2 separate regions of the Homo sapiens genome follow, and region 1 is linked to region 2. The links are chromatin contacts, found by Hi-C or POLR2A ChIA-PET in ENCODE. All regions are on one chromosome and are shown on one strand. The core of a region is the stretch at or near the end of the contact, and the rest is flanking DNA. Distances in the headings are between cores, read along the strand shown. Region 1 holds the start of MYO15B (myosin XVB). Region 2 holds the start of KCTD2 (potassium channel tetramerization domain containing 2).

Region 1 (2,500 bases), core at 1-2,500, 540 kb after region 2:
GCATGTGCCACCACACCTAGGTAATTTTTGTATTTTTAGTAGAGATGGGGTTTCACCATGTTGGCCAGGCAGATCTCGAACTCCTGACATCAGGTGATCCACCCACTTCGGCCTCCCAAAATGCTGGGATTACAGGCATGAGCCACCTCACTTGGCCAGGATCCACTTTGGATGTAGAAACCCATCAATAAGGAATTGGTTCAACCATGGTGCATTTATTTGCAAGGAAGAGAGGGAGGAGAGAAGGGAGGAAGGCAGGCTGGCTTTTTATGGTATTATTATGAAATCACCAGATTACATTGTTAAGTGAAAAAGGCAAAGTGGAGACCCCGGAGCTACATAAGCTACCACTTGTGCTAAAGGGGAAAAATATAATATTTGCTTTTCTCTGCATGGAAAGTTTTTGTTGTTGTTTCTTTGTTTTTGAGACAAACAAAATGCTGTCACCCAGGCTGGAGTGCAGTGGTGTGATCTCAGCTCACTGCAAGCTCTGCCTCCTGGGTTCATGCCATTCTCTCCTGCCTCCTGGGTTCATGCCATTCTCTTGCCTCAGCCTCCCGAGTAGCTGGGACTACAGGCGCCCCCCACCACGACCGGCTAATTTATCGTATTTTTTAGTAGAGACGGGGGTTTCACCATGTTAGCCAGGATGGTCTCCATCTCCTGACCTCGTGATCCGCCCTCCTTGGCCTCCCAGAGTGCTGGGATTACAGGCGTGAGCCACCGCGCCCGGCCAACCTGGAAAATTTTGCAAGGAAATACAGAAATGGGTAACCTCAGGGGAACACTGAGTACATAGGCTGAGGGTCAGGAATGGGAGACTTTTATCTTGTAATGTTTGGATGTTTGAATTATGTGAATGTATTACCTGTTTTAAAAATAGATATTTTAAAAACACACACATTGGGGCAATCAGGAATGTATGGGGTGTGGTTCTGTTCCACAACTCCAAGGAGGTAGACAGGCATGTTTTACACCAGTTCAAGATGTACATTTATGTTTTATGTACTTTTCGGTAAATTGTATTTATTCCACAATTGAAAAGAACAAAAACCCTAGCGACTCATGGAGTGCTGCCGTGTGCCAGGGTGGGCCTGGCCCCAGTCCCTTGGAACCCTCAGAAGGAAGAAGTCCAGACAGGTTCTCTGGGCCCTTCCTTGCTGGGCAAGCACTGAGGTGGGAGTGGAGCATGGACCCCCTCAGTCTGGCGCGGTGCGAGGCTGGCCTGGCTGGCAGCGCCTCCCGGCGGCACTGTTGCCCTGTCCGCAGCTGTAGCGTCTCCTGTTTCCTGGGCGCCTCTATTCCATTGTTGGCCGAGGGGGTCAGGACCCGCCGCCTTCTGCATTATTGATGGTCCTGTAAGGCGGGCACCTCGGGGAGTAGAGCCTGTAGCCCCTGCGAGAGCAGAGCCGGGTGGTGCACTGCACAGAAGGTCACCGCGGGAGGCCAAATCCCCGGGGAGGGGAAAGGACCTGGGCGTCGGGAAGCCCGTCTCCTTTGGGCCAGCCATGGGCAGGAACCAGCGCAAAGCGCCCCAGCGCCTGGAGAGGCCCGGGAGGCCGGCCTCAGGGGAGCAGGAGTCGGGGTCGGCCAGCGCGGATGGCGCGCCCAGCCGGGAACGCCGTTCCGACCGCGGGCAGGCGGACAGGGCGAAACCGGCGGCCGAGCCTGCCACCGCCGGGGGCCAGGGAACCCCTGGTGGCCGCAGGAAGCCCACTGCAGAGGGGAACGGCGGCTGCAGACGCCCAGGGGCTGGGCTGTCCCCGAAAGCCCAGGAGAGGCAAAGCAACGCGCAGCGTCAGGGACGCGGGCCCAGGGGCGGCCGCGGGGGGCGCCTGGAGGAGGGAAGCCTCTCCGGAGGAGAAGAGCTGGGCGGCCGCCGTAGGAGGAAGCGGAAAGATAAGGGGCCCTCGGCTCGGCGGGGCCGCCGGACGCCCAGGAGCCTCAATGGGGACACGTCGGGTGGGGACGGAGGCAGCTCCTGTCCGGACAGCGAAACCCGCGAGGCCCAGGAGAGCGGCAGCCAGCGCGGCACAGCCCGGGAGCTGCGGCCCACGCCGGAGCCTACGGACATGGGCTCGGAAGGGACAAAAACCGGGCCGGAGTCAGCGCTGGAGCCAAGCAGCGACGGCCTGGACAGCGACTGGCCCCACGCAGATACCCGGGGCCGGGAAGGGTCGTCGGGGACGGGGCCCCTGGGAGCCAGCGAGCATTCCGGCGGGGACTCCGACTCGAGTCCGCTGGGGACCGGACCTGGACGGGGCTCTCGGGCAGCTATGGCCTCCAGGACCTTCGAGGACAGCTCGCGGGCTCCTCGGGACACTGGGCCGGCCAAGGACGCGAGCGACAACCGGGCGCAGCGGGGCGCCGAGCCAGAAACAATGCAGGCCTCGACGGCCCGGGCTCCGCGCCACCAGGTCGGAAAGGCGGTGGGGCAGGTGCCAGCGGCGGCAGGCGAGGGCGAAGCGGGAGCCGCAGCAGGAGCGGGGCCGGAGGACCC
Region 2 (4,646 bases), core at 910-3,409:
GACAGAGTACAAAAGAGAGAAATTTTAAAGCTGGGCGTCCGGGGGAGACATCACACGTTGGTAGGATCCGTGATGCCCCACAAGCCACAAAAACCAGCAAGTTTTTATTAGGGAGTTTCAAAAGGGGAGGGAGTATACGAATAGGTGTGGGTGACAGACATCAAGTACTTAACAGGGTAATAGAATATCACAAGGCAAGTGGAGGCAGGGTGAGATCACAAGACCACAGGACCAGAGCGAAATTAAAATTGCTAATGAAGTTTTGGGCACCATTGTCATTGATAACATCTTATCAGGAGACAGGGTTTTCAGATCAACCGGTCTGACCAAAATTTATTAGGTGGGAATTTCCTTTTCCTAATAAGCCTGGGATCGCTATGGGAGACTGGAGTTTATTTCACCCCTGCAGTCTCAACCATAAGAGACAGGTACGCCCCAGGGGGGCCAGTTCAGAGACCTACCCCTAGGTGCGCATTCTCTTTCTCAGGGATATCCCATGCTGAGAAAAAGAATTCAGCGATATTTCTCCCATTTGCTTTTGAAGGAAGAGAAATATGGCTCTGTTCTGCCCGGCTCACCGGCGGTCAGAGTTTAAGGTTCTCTCTTGTTCCCTGAACAATTGCTGTTATCCTGTTCTTTTTTCAGGGTGCCCACATTTCATATTGCTCAAACACACATGCTGTACAATTTTTGTAGTTAACACAATTATTACAGGGTCCTGGAACGATATACATCCTCAACTGACAGGATTAAGAGATTAAAGACAAGACAGGCATAGGAAATCAGAAGAGTATTGACTGGGGAAGTGATAAGTGTCCATGAAATCTCTACAATTTATGTTTAGAGATTGCAGTAAAGACAGGCATAAGAAATTACAAAAGTATTAATTTGGGGAACTAATAAATGTCCATAAAATCTTCACAATCCACGTTCTTCTGCCATGGTTTCAGCCGGTCTCTCTGTTTGGGGTCCCTGATTTCCCGCAACATCAGTGGAAAATGGAAGTCACAAATAACTTTGTGTGTGTGTGTGAGTGAGACGGAGTCTCGCACTGTCGCCTGGGCTGGAGTGTAGTGGCGTGGTCTCGGCTCACTGCAACCTCCGCCTCCCGGGTTCAAGCGATTCTCCTGCCTCAGCCTCCCGAGCAGCTGGGATTATAGGGGCCTTCCACCACGCCCAGCTAATTTTTTGTATTTTTAGTAGAGGCGGGGTTTCACTACGTTGGCCAGGCTGGTCTCGAACTCCTGACCTCGCGATTCGCCCGCCTTGGCCTCCTAAAATTCTGGGATTACAGGCGTGAGCCACCGCGCCCGGCGAAATTTTTTTTAATTCTTAAAAATCTATTGCTTAATCCCCAGCGCCTAGAACAGATCATGCGCATAGGAGGTGCTCAATGAATCTTTCTTGAATGAGTAACCGAACTCTGCACCCGAGGAGCCCTGAACGCTCTATACGTTCGAATCCTGGAAGCTGCCGAAGGGGAAGGGCGCAGCCCCGCAGCCAGCTGAGCGTCCCTCGGCAGGTTAACACTGTCTGCGTAATGTTTCCCCAGTCCCCCCACCAAACTATTGAAGTCTGCCGCGCTGGGAGCGGACTGCACGAGACACGGCTTGTGGCAGCGCCTACATCAGCGGCGCCTGGGACACAGCCGGGCCCCCCTGACCCCGCGCGCCAAGGAGGGCTGAGGAAGGGATCGCGGGGCGAGGAGCGGCAGCTACACAAGGGACACTCTGCCAGCGGGGCAAGCCGAGGGCCCAGCGTCCTTGACGGGGGCGTGACAAGGGTCGGCGTGAGGTTTGGAGAGGGCAGAGCAGAGGAGCCCTCCAGGGATCGGATCCAATGCCCCAAGCCCCACTCACCTTCACCGACCCTGGCTGCCCACGGTCCTCCGCAGCAAGTAACGGAAGTGGGTCACGGGAAGATCTTTCCTCAGCCAACCCCAAAGCCAAGGGGGTGGGCCTTGCTTCGCAGATCAGCCAATAGAGATGAGGGCTGGTTCCGGAAGTATCTTCCCGGGGGCGGGCACAGCGCCTCCCCCGCGCGGGTCCCCGGGCGCTGGTTGGGGGCGCTCCCGTCCCTCTCCCCTCTGCCCCACCCCCGCCGATGGGCCGGCCCGGCTCTCCCTGCCGAGAAATGGGCCGGCCCGGCTGCGCGCGGGCAGCAGCGGTGGCGGCGGCGGTCCAAGATGGCGGAACTGCAGCTGGACCCGGCGATGGCGGGGCTGGGAGGGGGCGGCGGGAGTGGGGTGGGCGACGGGGGTGGCCCAGTCCGCGGGCCCCCCAGCCCACGCCCGGCTGGCCCCACGCCCCGCGGGCACGGCCGCCCGGCTGCCGCCGTCGCGCAGCCGCTGGAGCCGGGTCCCGGACCACCCGAGCGGGCAGGGGGCGGCGGCGCGGCCCGCTGGGTCAGGCTGAACGTGGGAGGCACCTACTTCGTGACCACCAGACAGACCTTAGGCCGGGAGCCCAAGTCATTTCTCTGCCGCCTCTGCTGCCAGGAGGACCCGGAGCTGGACTCAGACAAGGTGTGCCCCGCCCTCGGGCGCGCCCCCGGGCCTTCGAACCCCCTGGTTTCTCGTAGATCGGTCCCCAGAGTCCTGAGACACGCTCCTCACAGGCAGCCCCCTCAGGCCGGGACCCCATCCTCCCCCTCCCTCCCACACTACTCGCAGGGGCCTCAGAGGGACCTCCCACTCCCCTTCTTCCATGCTGAGGCATACTCTGGCTTTCTCCCCGACCCCGCCCTTCGTTCTCTGAGACTCCTTCCCACACTGCGCCCACCTGCACCCACGAGAACGCACTCCACACCCCTTCTCCATATTCTCTGCCCCTGACATCCCACTGAGATCTGCATGAGTTTTCCCTGGCTCCTCTTCAGTCCCCCCACTGCCGGTGCCAGATGCATCCAGAACTGGGTCAGGGTTAGCTCAGGCATCCTTGTAGCTTTCTCAGACTCCCTCTCGGACCCCTCTGCCAAGTTGGGCTTCCACAGCTGCAGGAAGCGCTCCTTGTGATATCACACTGCTTTTCTATAGTCCTGGTCGCAGAACTTTTATCTGTTAACAGTCACTGGTTTAGGTCCATATTTAGATCAAATGCGTTTTTTGGAAAGAGGTTACTGTTTGCCGCTGCAAATCTAGGCTAAGACAGAAGGAAAATGAAAATTTTCCCGGGAAAATTTTGGGCAGGATGCATGGCTGCTAACCAAAGGGTTGAGAGGTGACAAGACACTTAAACCATTTCCAGTTTGAACTGTGTCAATTTCTTTTTAACTTTACGTATTCACCTTTAAGTTCTCAACTTAAAGGCACTGACCATAACTCACACCATCTTATATCCCATATAGCACTCAGCTGGTGACCTCAAAACAGAGCTGGAGTTGCGTAAACATTTGTTGTTTTCGTTTATTCCTCTTCTCTAAGAAATCTCAGATTGATGGAAACCTATCCTGCCCTAACTTTAAAGAGATTTCAAAACCCTTGCTTATAAAGGAATTATTTTTATCTACTCTATATCCTCCTTGTGGTAATAGAAGCCAGTTTCTTCTTGTTCCTTTTACTGTAAAGATGAGTAGGATTAAAGCTGCTCAGAGCCAAGTCCTGGCAGTACCGAGCTTCCTCTGGGCACAGAGCTGGGGTGTGTGAGATTACAGCTGGCAGTGCAAACTCCCACTGATGTTGGCCTTGAGCTCAGGAGCATTGCCAACTACACAGAGGTTTTCTTGGAATTAGGAATGCAGTTCAGAGGCAGTGGAAAAGTCAGAATGTCCATCTCAAGCAAAGATTTCAGTTACACAGCTACGGCATTTTCTCCCTTTCTTAATAACAAACACGCTACAGAAGAATGTTTGTCACTGTAATTATTGTCCAGGCAAAGATTGCAAATTCCAGCCAGTAAGTAAACGCCTAAATGAGTATGACTGTCTGTAACACCCTACCTAAGATGATCTTAATGTACAAGATACATAAAGCTATAGCTTTCTTACCAATAGTTTGTGACAAATGTGTAACAAAATTTGCCATCACTAAAGTCTTTTTTAGCTGATGGAATGAATTGTTGTCTTGGGGCGCTGACAAAGATGGTGAAATCCTGCCCTGCCTTTGTTTAAAATACTCCTCAAAGGTCCACAATGATACCCTTGTGTTTGGTTGGCAGGATGAGACAGGAGCCTATCTGATTGACAGGGACCCCACCTACTTTGGTCCTATCCTCAACTACCTCCGCCACGGGAAACTCATCATCACTAAGGAGTTGGCAGAAGAAGGTAAGCGCACTGTTTGCATTGGGGATTTTCAAAATGCAAGTAGAATCTTTAAAGTTGTTTTACAGATTTCAATTTTGTTTGACATTTTCATCAGGCGCATGTGCAGGTATAGTTTCAGGTTTATGAAACAGAGCAGAAACTACCAGTCTTGTCTGAGGGAGTCATGATTAAGGAAGCCTCCTTAGGCTTTGTTCAGCTTCCTGGGTGAGAAGGAAGATAGGTAGCTCCGCTTTGCAGATAACTTCAGGAGTTCTTTCCGAATCTCCAGAATTGTCACGATCCTTTTTTTACATTTGTTTGTGTGCTAGCAGTGAGTGTCTGTAGTCTGAAGAAGCAAGACATCTCTGACATTCAATTATTTATAGTTTTAATTTTGGTTTGAA

What was found. Hi-C counts contacts between places; a loop is a spot of excess contacts on that map. ChIA-PET counts read pairs that join two places held with the same protein, here RNA polymerase II (POLR2A). Pooled maps may share reads with other maps.
Region 1: a pooled map shows a loop between it and region 2 (6-fold over the local background). The contact joins the promoter of MYO15B here to the promoter of KCTD2 in region 2. A Hi-C loop is called at or near these places in 6 of 50 pooled maps. POLR2A ChIA-PET finds 5 or more read pairs at or near these places in 2 of 52 experiments (GM10248 and H1).

The regions. Positions count from the first base shown.
Region 1 is chr17:75,586,550-75,589,049 of GRCh38, forward strand. MYO15B (myosin XVB) reads left to right here and starts at 1,251. Exons shown (of 64, transcript NM_001395058.1): 1 at 1,251-2,500. The coding sequence starts at 1,509. RefSeq lists enhancers at 1,067-1,900, 1,403-1,472, 1,901-2,500 and a silencer at 2,353-2,482.
Region 2 is chr17:75,045,066-75,049,711 of GRCh38, forward strand. KCTD2 (potassium channel tetramerization domain containing 2) reads left to right here and starts at 2,160. Exons shown (of 6, transcript NM_015353.3): 1 at 2,160-2,524; 2 at 4,155-4,263. The coding sequence starts at 2,186. It overlaps ATP5PD (ATP synthase peripheral stalk subunit d), which reads right to left and starts at 1,904. Exons shown (of 6, transcript NM_006356.3): 1 at 1,860-1,904. RefSeq lists enhancers at 1,371-1,440, 1,379-1,964, 1,849-2,143 and a silencer at 1,841-2,270.